Linked DNA regions of Homo sapiens: region 2 is linked to region 1. Evidence: chromatin contacts called from ENCODE Hi-C or POLR2A ChIA-PET data. All regions are on one chromosome and are shown on one strand. The core of a region is the stretch at or near the end of the contact, and the rest is flanking DNA. Distances in the headings are between cores, read along the strand shown.

Region 1 (6,753 bases), core at 2,706-5,205:
GTTACATACCGCAAACAGCACACATGGTATCATTTGGTATATGCAACCAACCAGAATGAGACAGTTCCCAACCATCAAAAAGGAAGGTGACAGCGTAGTCTGACATGGATTTGTAGCACTACCTTTTACTCAGACAAAATTACATACTTAAAACATACATACCTGCTTGTGAGAAACAATATAAGGAAAAAAAATAAATAAATAAAACATACATAAAATATACCTGAAAAAAAGTTAAGCACATCTTCCATAGTGCATGACCAGGGCAGTCCTTGAGCTCGAATGAGAAAGACATCATCCACTTCCTCTTCTAACTTGGACGGGGCCAATTCATACTCAGGGGGTGGTGGAAGGTCTTCCAGGTAAGTAGTTTTGGACTCCTTCCAAAGGAAATGAAGAATTGTAAAAAGAGTTGCATTTACAGGTAAAAAATGTAAAAAAATTCTTAGAAAATGTTTATTCTACAAACTAACATTCTAGATGTTATTTCAGAAGCAAAAAGTAAACTTCACCAATGTAACCCATCCTGTTTTGGCTTAAATTGTACATCCAAAAGCCATAAGCAGGTATATCCTAAAGGTTTGGCAGGACACAAATTTCATTCAGGGTTTGTTTTAAAATTCATCAACCCCAAATTATAGCTAACAATAGTGTAGTTAAGGCAACACAAGAAAGGTCCTGACAATTTGACAAATATTTGATTGCCCCTACACACAGTGTTTGCCGCCCTCATCTGAAATAGCTATCTAGAATACGATAAGCATACAAGATGAGATACTGAGTGCTATAATTAAGATACAAAATACTACAGGAATTCAAATCAGAGCACTAACAGATGAATCAGGATGTGACATGAGATGGGCCTTGAAGGAAGGATAGAATTTTTATGAGGATATAAAAGATAGGGTATTCCAGTTTGAAGGCGAGAGAAAGAAGCAGTACGACCAAATGCCCATTTGAATAACAGCAATTAATTCCAACTGTTTAAATTAGGAGCCAAAGAAGGTGACCTGGCAAAAGAGGTTGGTACCATAGAGCAGAGGGCCTTGAGTGTGGAGCTCAATGTGTGTCCTTCACTTGGTAGGCAAAGATAAGTTAATACAAGACACTGAGGACTGGGTAAATCAACAAGACAGCAGGACGCCTTGGGAATATTCCTCTGTCAGCTGGTATGCCAGACCAAGTGATTAAGGGAAAGATCTTAAAGACAACGGCAGCAGTGTGAGGCTACAGACTTGTAAAGTCTCTTTTATCGGATTAAGTAAAACTGGAATTTAGTAAGAATCCACGAAGCACTACAACCATAACCTAAGAAGACAACTCAGGCTTTAAGACTTGCACTCTACTGGGCCAGGTGCGGTGGCTCACGCCTGTAATCCCAGCACCTTGGGAGGCCGAGGTGGGCGAATCACGAGGTCAGGAGTTCAAGACCAGCCTGGCCAACATGGCAAAACCCCATCTCTACTAAAAATACAAAAAATGAGCCGGGTGTGGTGGCGTGTGCCCGTAATCCCAGCTACTCGGGAGGCTGAGGCAGGATAATCGCCTGAACCCGGGAGGTAGAGGTTTCAGTGAGCTGAGATCTCGGCATTTCACTCCAGCATGGGCAACAGAGCAAGACTCCGTCTCAAAAAAAAAAAAAAAAAAAGACTTGCACTCTACCGGACTAAGGACAGAGATATCTTTCTACTATCTGTCATTTTCTTTTCTTTTCTTTTTTCTTGAGACGGAGTTTCGCTCTTGTCGCCCAGACTAGAGTATAATGGCACAATCTCGGCTCACTGCAACCTCCCCGGGTTCAAAGGATTCTCCTGCCTCAGCCTCCCGGGTAGCTGGGATTACAGGCGCCCGCCACCCCGCCCGGCTAATTTTTTTGCATTTTTTTAGTAGACACGGAGTTTCACCATGTTGGTTAGCCTGCTATCGAACTCCTGACCTCAGGTGATCCACCCGCCGCAGCCTCCCAAAGTGCCGCGCCCAGCCCTATCTATAATTTTCATTAAGGCTTAATGTTAGGCCGGGCGCGGTGGCTCACGCCTGTAATCCCAGCACTTTGGGAGGCAGAGGCGGGCGGATCACGAGGTCAGGAGATCGAGACCACGGTGAAACCCCGTCTCTACTAAAAATACAAAAAATTAGCTGGGCGCAGTGGCGGGCGCCTGTAGTCCCAGCTACTCGGGAGGCTGAAGCAGGAGAATGGCGTGAACCCGGAAGGCGGAGCTTGCAGTGAGCCGAGATCATTCCACTGCACTCCAGCCTGGGCGACAGAGCGAGACTCGGTCTCCAAAAAAAAAAAAAAAAAAAGGCTTAATGTTTAGTTTTAAGGAATAAATGTAAGCAGTGTCTAACACATAGTAGATGCTCTACAGATATCACCGCAGTCAATTTCATAGAAAAAAAAAGAGAGAAGCTAGCTCACAAAGGTTTACTGGAGATGGTTTTGTTGTGGTTTTTGTAGACAACTTTCCCCATTTTTCCATAATTCCATAAGCATCACAAGCTTTTACAGAAAAAGGCAGCGTAAAGTATTGGGCCAGGATTCAAATCAATTAGCTCAGCCACTGGCAGACAGCAGCCATGCTGATTAGCCTCCCAGTCTCCCTAAGTTAAAGGAGAAGCACAAATTGAATTAAGATAAATATGACCTAAGGAATCAGGGGCTGGGTAGTTAAAAAGTGTGCAGACACTTCCCAGATGCCACGTACCAAGAAGAGAAAGGTTCATCTACAAAGCACAAAATATTTGCAATCTAACTACACACCGACTTTTCTAAAAAAATAAAGAAAAAATGGAAAGGAAAACATTGCAAATTCATTCCTGGGACCCCAAGTTGTGTCCTCAACCCTCAACGCTCCCTCCCATTCACCCCCTCCCCCCAACAGCTAAATCTCCAAACTGCTTTCCCAGACGAGGCGACACACAGTCCTTAAAGACCTTCTGTATGAGTGGAGTTGCAGAGGTGACCTTCAGTAAACCGGGACAGCTCGTCTTTCCCTGGGGACAGGAGAGGGAACGGCGCGATGGGGACAGGCTCCTTCCCTACAAGCCAGCCCACGCAACTGTGTGCGCGCACCTTCCCAGCAGCGGCCGACCGAGAGGCGCCGAGGGCCGCCCAGGCCTAGCGCTCGGGCTGCACGGAAACTCCCAACCCTCCGGCGGGCTCGGGCCTCGCAACTTCACAACCAGCCGGCGGAAAGCAAGAAGATGCGAGGTGGGGGCGTCAGCAGCCTCACGAAACCTACCATGGGCCAGGCGGGGAACAAGGCCTCAACATTCACCCCAGCCACACTTACACTGCCCAACCGACCAGAGACTCGAGGCGAGAACAAAACAAGCAGAAGACCCGACGCCTGGGAGAGCTTCCCTTGTTCCAGGGCCCAATAGGAGCACAGGGTGGACGGGGGCGGGTGTGCGGCGAGTGTCGCGGATCCCCGGGCGTGCCCGCGAGGCGCACACGGAGGGACGGAGGGGCGCGGGGGCGCGTGCACGCGGCCCGGGAGGGATCTCGCGCCAGGTCCCTCACGGCGCCCACGTACCTGGCTGTAGCTGCGCGTCGGGACGGCGGCCGCCGCCGCCAGCGACTGCGGCAGCAGAGAGGCACGGAGGGCAGAGTAGGACGCGGCGGCCGCGGCCGCGGCAGAGGTGGCCACAGCGGGAGGCCCCGCCAGCCTCCCGGGAGGCACAGGCCCGGTCTGGAGGCCACGCGTCTGGGAGGCAGCGGCCGCGGCGGCCCCGAGCAGCAGCAGCAGGCGGCGGCGGCCCGAGACGCCCGACGGGATAGAGCCAGCGGCGGAGTAGAAGGGCAGGCAGGCGGCGCCGGTGCGCCGGCAGCTGCTGCAGTTACAGCCGCAGCCCCGGAGCAGCGCCCCGAGTACCCAGCGCGTGCCGGCCATGGACTCCGGAGGCGGCGCAGGGCCTGAAGGCAGCTGCTCCAGCAGCGATGGTGGAACGGAAGTGGAATCCAGGGCCGGTTGGGGGTGGGGTGTGCCTGGCACATGCGCCGCGGGCACTGGGTGGGGGGCCTCCGAGAGTCGGAAGGAGGTGGAGGAGAGCGCGACGCTCCGCCCAGTCTCCGCCCTTGGGCGGGGCTGCCCATGGTTTGGGCGGGGCTGCCCATGGTTTGGGCGGGGCTGCCCATGGTTTGGGCGGGGCTGCCCATGGTTTGGGCGGGGCTGCCCATGGTTTGGGCGGGGCTGCCCATGGTTTGGGCGGGGCTGCCCATGGTTTGGGCGGGGCTGCCCATGGTTTGGGCGGGGCTGCCCATGGTTTGGGCGGGGCTGCCCATGGTTTGGGCGGGGCTGCCCATGGTTTGGGCGGGGCCCGGGGAAGTGGGTGCAATCGAACTGCTCTTTTTTCAGGCGGTGGAAACTGAGGCCCAAAGTAAGTGAGGCTAGGGGCCTGGCGCAGTGACTCATTCGTAGTGACTCATTCTTGTAATCCTAGCACTTTGGCAGGCAGAGGCGGGTGGACTGCCTGAGGTCAGGAGTTCGAGACCAACCTAGGCAACACGGTGAAATCCCGTCTCTACTAAAATACAAAAAATTAGGTCGGACGCGGTGGCTCCCGCCTGTAATCCCAGCACTTTAGTAGGCCGAGGTAGGGCGGATCACCTGAGGTCAGCAGTTCAAGACCAGCCTGGCCAACATGGTGAAACTGTGTCTCTACTAAAAACACAAAAATTAGCCGGGTGTGGTGACGGGTGCCCGTAATCCCAGCTACTCAGGAGGCTGAGGCAGGAGAATCGCTTGAACCCAGGAGGCGGAGGTTGCAGTGAGCCAAGATCGTGCCACCGCACTGCAGCCTGGGCGACAGAGTGAGACGCCATCTCCAAACAAACAAACAAAAAAATTAGGTTAGGGCCATCCTGCTCTGGGTAGGGCCGAGAGCTGTAGCACAAGTCTGTGCTGCCCTGCGCTGTGCCACCGAAACCCGTGGTGTGAGTGGCTAAAGAACCCTTTCTGAAAGGAATTGTGATACCTTGGTTATAAAAAAATCGTTGGGATAATATCAGAGATTTGGTACCCCCCGAATTTGAGGTATGTGAGGAAGGAGAACTTCGTTGTTTTAAAATGAAATATAGGCCTGGCGTGGTGGCTCATGCCTATAATCCCAGCGCTTTGGGAGGCTGAAGTGAGAGGATCACTGGAGCCCAAGAGTTCCAGACCAGCCTGGGCAACATAGGGAGACCCCGTCTATACAAAAAATAAATAAAGCTGGGTGTGATGGCGTGGGCCTGTAGTCCCAGCTACTTGGGAGGCCGATTGCTTCAGCCCAGAAGGTAGAGGCTGTGGTAAGCTATGATTGCCACCACTGAACTCCAGCCTGGGTGACAGAGTGAAACCCTGTCTCTAAAAAAATAAAAGAAAACATATATATTTATTATGTACTGATAATACATAACAAAGGTGAACCCTCCCCTAATGAAACTGTATTCACAAGTGAACACACAGAGATTTGCACACACATACACAAAGACTGGTTGTGCAGCTTTTCTCCTCCTGAGCCAGGACTTGTCAAAGACAAGCAAAAGGAAGTTGTTAGAGTAAAAAATAAGAGAAAGCTAGTATTTTTAAAAACTCCTTACTGTGGAAAATGTCAAACAGAAGAGCAGAATGAATTTCCAGAACTTCATAAATTGTCAACACTTTTCAGTCTTGTTTCATCTATCCCCTACCACCATCTTCCAGACCTTATTTTCTTTGCTAGAATATTTTAAAGCAATGGGTATTACATTTAAAGTTTGACTTGTTTAACCTGGACTACTTTTAGGTAAGGAAAATTCAGTATTTCTTAGAAAACCCTTTCCCCAACCAAAAAACAAAGAACAAGAAAAAAATTGATAGGCTTGGCTCTATGAACCTGGAGTATCAAAGAAAAAGGGGTTTAGTTTTGTTTTTTGGGCTAAAATACAGTCCGACGGAGAGTATTGTCATTTTTATACAAAAACAGGGACAAAAGAAAAGGCAACAGTGCAAATACTCCATCTTCCAGGAAGGGAGGCTGGGATGCCTCAGTGTTAAAATGACAAAAGAAAACCCCAGAGCAAGAACCATGATCCCTCAGAGGAGTCCCAGAAATGTCCAAGACAGCCTGGCTGGGAGAGGGGGTGTGGGAAGGGCAGGCCCCCAAGAGAGGTCCCCACATCCTCTGGCTAGAGGCTAGGCCCAGGACCCACCAATGCCAGCAGCCCTCACCTCCCTTTGGGGTGAGAGCAGGTGCTGAGGTCAGGCTGGTTTTTGTTTCCCACTGCTTGTTCGTGATTTGTTCTTGGATACCTGGAAAGGGGCCAGTTGAGGCCTCAGGGGTTGAGGCCCCTCTGGAAATGTGGTTCCTGGGAATGGGCCTGGACATAGAAGCCACTGGATGTCTCTTCCCTGAACAGTAATTTTGTTCATCAGTAATCCTGTAACTTCCCAAGGAAAACAAAGAACAGGCTAGTCTTCCCCACCCCAGCCAAAAAAGAGAAGGGGGTTTCTTCATCTGCAAGATTTGGGAATCCTAGAGTTACTTATTTATATAGAGACAGGGTTTTGCTCTTTTGCCCGAGCTGGGGTGCAGTGGTGGGAATATGACTCACACTAGCCTTGACCTCCCGGGTTCAAGTAATCCTCCTGCCTCAGCCTCCCAAAGTGCTTGGGATTACAAGCATGAACCACCACACCTGACCTATTTTTCTTTTCGTAAGCCTCCCTTTCAAGAAGGAAAATGGGTTAGCCCTTCCTAACAGATCATCACTACAAATAACAGGTTGCT
Region 2 (6,753 bases), core at 2,258-4,757, 4.7 Mb after region 1:
CCTTTTTGGAGAATTATGGATATCATTCTCTGATATTACACTAGAACAACAACTCTTAAAGGGTAGTTGCAACATGAAATCTGAAATCGTATCAAGGAATATGATTGATATGATGCCTCTTTTCTTCCTTGGTTACATTAAAATCTATTGCTCTATCTTGCACTTCAAATGGATGTTTTACTCATGCATTGGTCATCTGGAGAATACCAGTTCAGTGAGTTATTTACATCTTCTAAATGTTCACACATTTAACATGCAATATCAAAAAATCATATTCATTAAAAGTCTTTAGGTATTGAAGAAAATCTCACCAAAAAAAGTCTTTTAAAAAGCTTCCAACCTCACAAAAGCTAGTAAAAGTTTTCCAAAATTCTAATTTTTGTGTGAAAGCTTGAATTTTATCACTGGCAACAAATACTGTCATTTTCATTTGTAGTGAGTCTCACTTTTCTCCTTTTTGAGAAAATGTCTGCCAACTACCCAAATGTGAATGACTACAATTTTTTCAAGTAAAAAATGCTGTTCCATGAAAAAAAGCAACTAGTTCACTTTACAATCCAATTTGCACAAGAGCTTTTCCTCAAGACAACCCTCTAATTTCAGTTTGCAGAAGTGTTTGATCAAAACTTCCCATGTCATTGAACAGCATATTAAAAGATATATTCAAGGGTTGAGATTTGGTTAAAATTAACGATTTTACTGCTTTATCAACATTTTTAAGTGAAGCTGGCTTTTTAAAAAAACTATAGGTGTAGTATAGTTCAGTGCCACTGTCTTGATTCAAGCTAAGATACTAGCAATACTAAACAGTGCTTTTCCACCATCAATGCGTGTGTCAACAGACTGAAAAAAAAAAAAAACAAATATCTTAGTGTTCATAGAAAGTAGTTTTGGCCTTGCAGAGCCCCTGAAAGGACTTCAGGAATCCCCAGGGTTCCATTCACCACACTTTGAAAACCAATGCTACAGAACAACGGCACCCTCTTTGCATCTCAATTCCAAGCATGAAATTCTCTAACCATTACCTCCTCCCTAACTTACTCCAAGTCTCCCCTTGCAACACCCTAGTTCCCTTCTCAGTTCCTCTACACTCATAGATAACAATCCCAACCCTAGTTAAATCCTATTTGACTTCTATCAGAAGCAGGTGAATATGGCTAGAGAAAAAGCATCACCGTCCTTGCTGGTTCATATGAGGTGGACACTTACTACCACGTTTCCCTGGTCAATTCTCTCATTCTTCCAGAGTCTAAGACCTAAGATTTAGATGATCATTTCACTTCTTCTCCTCTGGCTTTAAAACTCTAACAACTCTTCCTCCTTAACACTCTGCTGATGACCTTATTTCACTATAAAAACAGTAAACATACTTCCTGCTGACAGGCCTGAAAAGAACATCCTCCTATTATCTCTATTAACTTACTTGCAAATATACCTCATTCTCTGCCTTCCCTTAGGAAGAACTGACAGTCTATGTTTCTAAGGCCAACTCCTTCACTTGTGCACTGGATTTCATCCCCTTTGGCTACTCAGGGACAATGCCCTTACAGTTTTCTCACTCTCTCCTGCATTATAAAACGTTCTCACTCTATTGTATCATTTCCTAGAATATACAAACATGCTGTAATACTTCCTCTCTTAAAGAGGAAAAAATATGGTGCCAGATCTCCCAGCAACCACATCTTTTTTTTGCTCCCCTTTACAGCTAAACCCCAAGAATACCCTATAAGTGCTATTTTCAATTCCACTCCTCCCATTCTTTCCTAAATTCACTCTAATCCTGATCTCTCCACTAAAACTCCTCTTGTCAAGATCACCAGTGACCTCTTCCTTGCCAAATCCAAAGGGCAATTCTCAGTTATCTTACTCAAACAGCTGCATTTGACCCAGCTGACCACATCCTCCTTGAAATACTTCACTTGGCCTCTGGTATTTAAGGGGGGGGGGGGGGCGGGGGAAGGCAAAAACTGTTTGACACCTAGGGCGAAGTATCTTAGTGCTATGATACACAGATCTAATTGTGTGGTTTATGGGGGGCACCAAGATGTTAAATTCCGTTTTAGACCTCAAGTTTGAAAGAATAATAATACATCTCAGTAGAAATTGAATCATAAGGATAGCATTCAATTTCCTTACACAACACTTGGTGGATGACCAACATTTTTAAGGAGCTTCATCCAGTTCAGTGGAGCAATGTTCGTCAAGCCATGACCTATAGAAAAGAGTTTAGGATGCACGTACAGGCCTGAGACTTGAACTTGCTTCTAATAATGAGGCAGTGACCAGCAAGGCTGACTTGTGAAGTGAAAGAACAAAAAATAATAATACTCAGATTGACGATGATAGTAACAGTCATGGTGGTATATATTTACTACTCATTTACTTCAGGGAATGCGCCCTGTTAAACACTATACACGCCCTTTAGTATATAATCCTCATACACTTTTATGAAACAGGCGCGATCATCTCCATTTTACATACGGGGTAGAGAGGAGCTAGCTAAAATCAGTTATTAAAGAGGAGAGCTAAGATTTGGGGATAGGGCGGTTGAGGTTCCAAAGCTCAAGTTTTCTAAGCAAAATTTTTGTACTGTTTCTTGCAAGGAAAATCAGGAAACTTCAATTGAATACGTGCCAATTTAAAAAAAAATACAGATTAAGAAGTTTTCTCAGAGTAACAATACATGCTTATTAGGCACTTTCCTATGCATAATTTCCTATTTAATGGCAATTACATGATTGTCTTCTTTTTTGGGACACACGTTTTCTCCTACGTCTGAACATGTGCACTGCCTTTAACATGAAGCTGGCAGGCTATAAAACTTTACCACAGGAGCTGAAATCGTATTCGGGTTCTCCACTTGCTTATTTCCATTATCTCCACTTCCATTATTTCATCACACACCTGAACGGAAAACCCCAGTACAGGCCCGGGGCTGCCTCAGTCTACTTCGGCAGCAAAAGACGAATAAGCCCACTGGCAGAGACCACTGTGCAAGCCTAATCACTTCCCAAGAAGGGTTTTGCTTTAAAGGTACGAAGCAGGTAGGAAAGGTGGGGCTTATCGCCTTGCCAAAAACGTTCTCCTCAAGAAGAACCCAGTTCCAGGTGGAAAAGGTATCCTGAAAATCAGGTTAACCTCAAACTTAAATCCAAGCCTAACCACCTGCCCAGCCCGCCCCAGCCCAACCTGACGGAAGCTTGTCAGGGAAGAGTCCATAGAAGGCGTCACCTTTAGGAGACATCCTCTGTCATAGTGCTCGCAGCCCCGCTGACCTCGCTCTTGACCGCTGGCGCCATCTTCCCGGGCCGTCGCCGCCATCTCCTCCACCTCCCCTCACATTCCACCGATCCTTCCCCCAGGATAAAAACCACGCCCAGAGAAGCTGCGCCTCTCTAGCACACCCCTCCCAGCCCCAGCGGCCACTAGCGACAATATGGCTCCTAAGCACGTGACCCGGGGCAGACGGATTTCCGGTTCCCGGGGCTACGAGGCGGAAGCGAAGGCAGACGCAGTCTCCGTCGTTGACGTTAGTCGCAGTCTTCGCTGCTAACGGTAATAACTCTTAGGTTGCCTGTTTTCCCCCAATCGCTACCCGCCCAAATCTCAGGGCGTAGTTCGGCGCGAGGTTGGCGGCAGCGGCGCGGAGACGCTGGTTGGCCCCAGAGGAAAGGACGCTCACTGGGCGCATCGTTACCTGTGACGGGTCCTCCCTCTCTCCCTCCGGTGGCGGGGAGCCTGGAGAAAGGGGCGGAGCTCGGCCCGGGCCCTGGGCTCAGCGGGTCCCGCGCGCTGCTCTTGGACGCCAGGGTGCTCGCTGGCACCTCGAAGTGCTTCTTGCTTCCTCCCTTTCCCGTTTACTTGCTGTTCTTTCAAAATATGTACTGACATTCACTATTGCCAGTCACCAGCTAAACCGTGAGGACAAAAAGTAAGGAAAAATAGACACACTCCACCATGACCTCATGGAACTAACAAGACTGGTGGAGGAGGAAGACATTAATAAGAGCAATCACTGCAATAAATGTAAGATTACAACCTGGAGAAGTGCTAGGAAGAAGTGTGTGTCCTGTGAGAGCTAATATTAGAGCAGCTCTGACAATCTGAGTGTCAGTGAGGGAAGGCTTCCCTGGGGAAGCGATGCAAGCCGAGGGCTGAAAGATGGGTAGGAGTTAGTGTGCAAAAGGCTTTGTGGCACAAAGAACATGGTACCTGTTAGAAGGTGGAAGGAAAATGTACAAGCCAACAAAATTGAAATCATACTCGGGGTACACAGCTAAATATGTTTCTCCTTATTAAAGAGTCAAGGCCCTGGAAAATGATGTAAGCAAAGCTGCAGGTGTTAGAAGAAGATATTTGTCTTTAGCTTTCTATCCTGATTTTGTGTTTCCTAAAACACCGGGAAAGGGAAAATATTCCCCTTCAGCTTTCCGGTTACTAACTCTTAACATTCTAATTTTCTTTCAGTTTTGTTATGAGTTGCTAAAATGGTGAAATGCTGCTCCGCCATTGGATGTGCTTCTCGCTGCTTGCCAAATTCGAAGTTAAAAGGACTGACATTTCACGTGTAAGATTTTGCTGTAGTTAAGCCAAATACTTTGGCCATGTTATAAAAAGCAAAAGACAGTTCTACTTAAGTCTTCAATTTTGAACTTTAGTTCCCGAGTCCTTTTTAAATAACCTTTTTGTTAAATTTGAAGTGACAATGTGATACCTTTACATGTTTATAATTTAGTTTAAAAGTTTTAAGATATCAGAGACTTTAAGATATCAGAGACTGGTTTACAAAAAATACCATAAGGCTAACTTTTGCTAATATTATTACTTTGTATTTTATCACACCGCCAAAGAAATTCAATGTTGTTTACATGTAGTTTACAATCTGAATGAAGGAGCTTTGCTCGAATATATTGCCCTCTCTATTTAGAAGTAGATCAAGCATAGGTTATAGAGAAAAAATACAAATTACAAGTTAAGACCAAGGGATCTTTAGCTGTGTTGCAAATAAATCAAAATGATTTTAGTTTCATATTTTAGCCATTCTCTTGACAGCCATGAAGGAGTAAGTGAAGGAGTAATAAGATTTAATAGTTGTTCACTTGTTAAAGGTTTATTTTGCTGCTTTTGTGCCAGGCACTGTCCTATGTGTTAGAGAAAGATCTCCTAGCTATTTTGTTAGATATAATAAATCAAAACTGAGCATATATATCCTACCTTATTTTAGAAAAATTTGAACCAGCTTGAAAATTGAGTAAGATATGGCTATTAGGCCTTCATATCTCTCAAAATAGCTCTGATCTCCAGAACTCCACACTGCAGCTATTCTCTGCATTCATTCACTAAGCATCTGTAGACCTGCTATGTATTAAATGCTGTACTAAGCAATTTTCTGGTGCTGACAGAAGAATGGAATTACAAGGGGCCCTTTTTATCGAGGATAAATTCTGGATATCATTTCAGATAGGAAAAGGCCCAAGTGATAATTCTTTTATCATCTATAGATGAATAAATACCTTCAATTGTGGATCTTACTATAAGATGCTAAATATCCATTGAAACTTTTCTTCCTTATAATGTGAGAAAAAATGAAATGAGGGCCATATATCTGCAGCATGATTGGCAGAAAATCTGAATATTAAAACGGAAAGTAACAAAAGCATGAATTATGGTTTCCTAAATATTATAATTCTCAAGACTAATAAACTAGTTAACGAATCAATTTAGTCACAGTTGTATAAGGCAGCTTTAATTCAATTATATAGCAATAGTATTTGATTTTAAAATATTTTTTGTATTTTTTTTCTAGATTCCCCACAGATGAAAACATCAAAAGGAAATGGGTATTAGCAATGAAAAGACTTGATGTGAATGCAGCCGGCATTTGGGAGCCTAAAAAAGGAGATGTGTTGTGTTCGAGGCACTTTAAGAAGACAGATTTTGACAGAAGTGCTCCAAATATTAAACTGAAACCTGGAGTCATACCTTCTATCTTTGATTCTCCATATCACCTACAGGTTTGTTTATGAGATACTGTTTACCATCATTGCTCACTTTTTTTTTTTTTTTTTTTTGAGATAGAGTCTCGCTCTGTCACCAAGGCTGGAGTGCAGTGGCGCGATCTCAGCTCACTGCAATCTCTGCCTCCAGGGTTTAAGCAATTCTCTGCCTCAGCCTCCCGAGAAGCTGGGATTACAGGCACCTGCCACCACACCTGGCTAATTTTTGTATTTTTAGGAGAGATGGCGTTTCACCATCTTGGCCAGGCTGGTCTTGAACTCCTGACCTCGTGATCCACCCTCCTCGGCGTCCCAAAGTGCTGGGATTACAGGCATGAGCCACCGTGCCTGGCCATTGCTCACTTTTTATGATACTATTGAAGAACCTTCACCACTCTTGCTAACATTTTTATTGTTTGCTTATTCATTTGAAGTCTGTTCTTGAAGTTTTAAATTTGTAGACTGCATCTTCAACTTTTGTAATGTGTAGTAGGAGTATTTTACCAGTAACCACTCATAAATATTTGTATATTACTAAGGTTTGATGAAGTGGGCTGACTTTAGGAATTAGCATAACTGAAGATTTTTGTCTAAAAATGGAAGTTAACGTAAGAAGGTTGAACTGATGTTCCAAGTTGGCAGTCCTTAACACTGGGGCAGAAGTCAGGAGTAGAACCACTAACAGGACTAAAGTACTTGTAAGAGCCACATACATGCAAGCATAAAGTCTAGGTAGGATCAAAAGGAAGAAAACCAA

Evidence for each region. Hi-C counts contacts between places; a loop is a spot of excess contacts on that map. ChIA-PET counts read pairs that join two places held with the same protein, here RNA polymerase II (POLR2A). Pooled maps may share reads with other maps.
Region 2: a map of CD8-positive, alpha-beta T cell shows a loop between it and region 1 (27-fold over the local background). The contact joins the promoter of THAP6 here to the promoter of GRSF1 in region 1. A Hi-C loop is called at or near these places in 1 of 168 maps with a recorded cell type or tissue (CD8-positive, alpha-beta T cell) and 10 of 50 pooled maps. POLR2A ChIA-PET finds 5 or more read pairs at or near these places in 1 of 52 experiments (activated T-cell).

Annotation. Positions count from the first base shown.
Region 1 is chr4:70,835,935-70,842,687 of GRCh38, forward strand. It overlaps GRSF1 (G-rich RNA sequence binding factor 1), which reads right to left and starts at 3,956. Exons shown (of 10, transcript NM_002092.4): 1 at 3,537-3,956; 2 at 224-380. The coding sequence starts at 3,893. It overlaps LOC124900710 (a long non-coding RNA gene), which reads left to right and starts at 3,058. Exons shown (of 3, transcript XR_007058131.1): 1 at 3,058-3,211. RefSeq lists enhancers at 2,659-3,313, 3,314-3,967 and silencers at 3,364-3,913, 3,974-4,223.
Region 2 is chr4:75,510,966-75,517,718 of GRCh38, forward strand. THAP6 (THAP domain containing 6) reads left to right here and starts at 3,508. Exons shown (of 5, transcript NM_144721.6): 1 at 3,508-3,555; 2 at 4,468-4,567; 3 at 5,807-6,014. The coding sequence starts at 4,488. It overlaps RCHY1 (ring finger and CHY zinc finger domain containing 1), which reads right to left and starts at 3,438. Exons shown (of 9, transcript NM_015436.4): 1 at 3,232-3,438. The coding sequence starts at 3,321. RefSeq lists enhancers at 2,547-3,477, 3,164-3,643, 3,478-4,408, 3,984-4,203.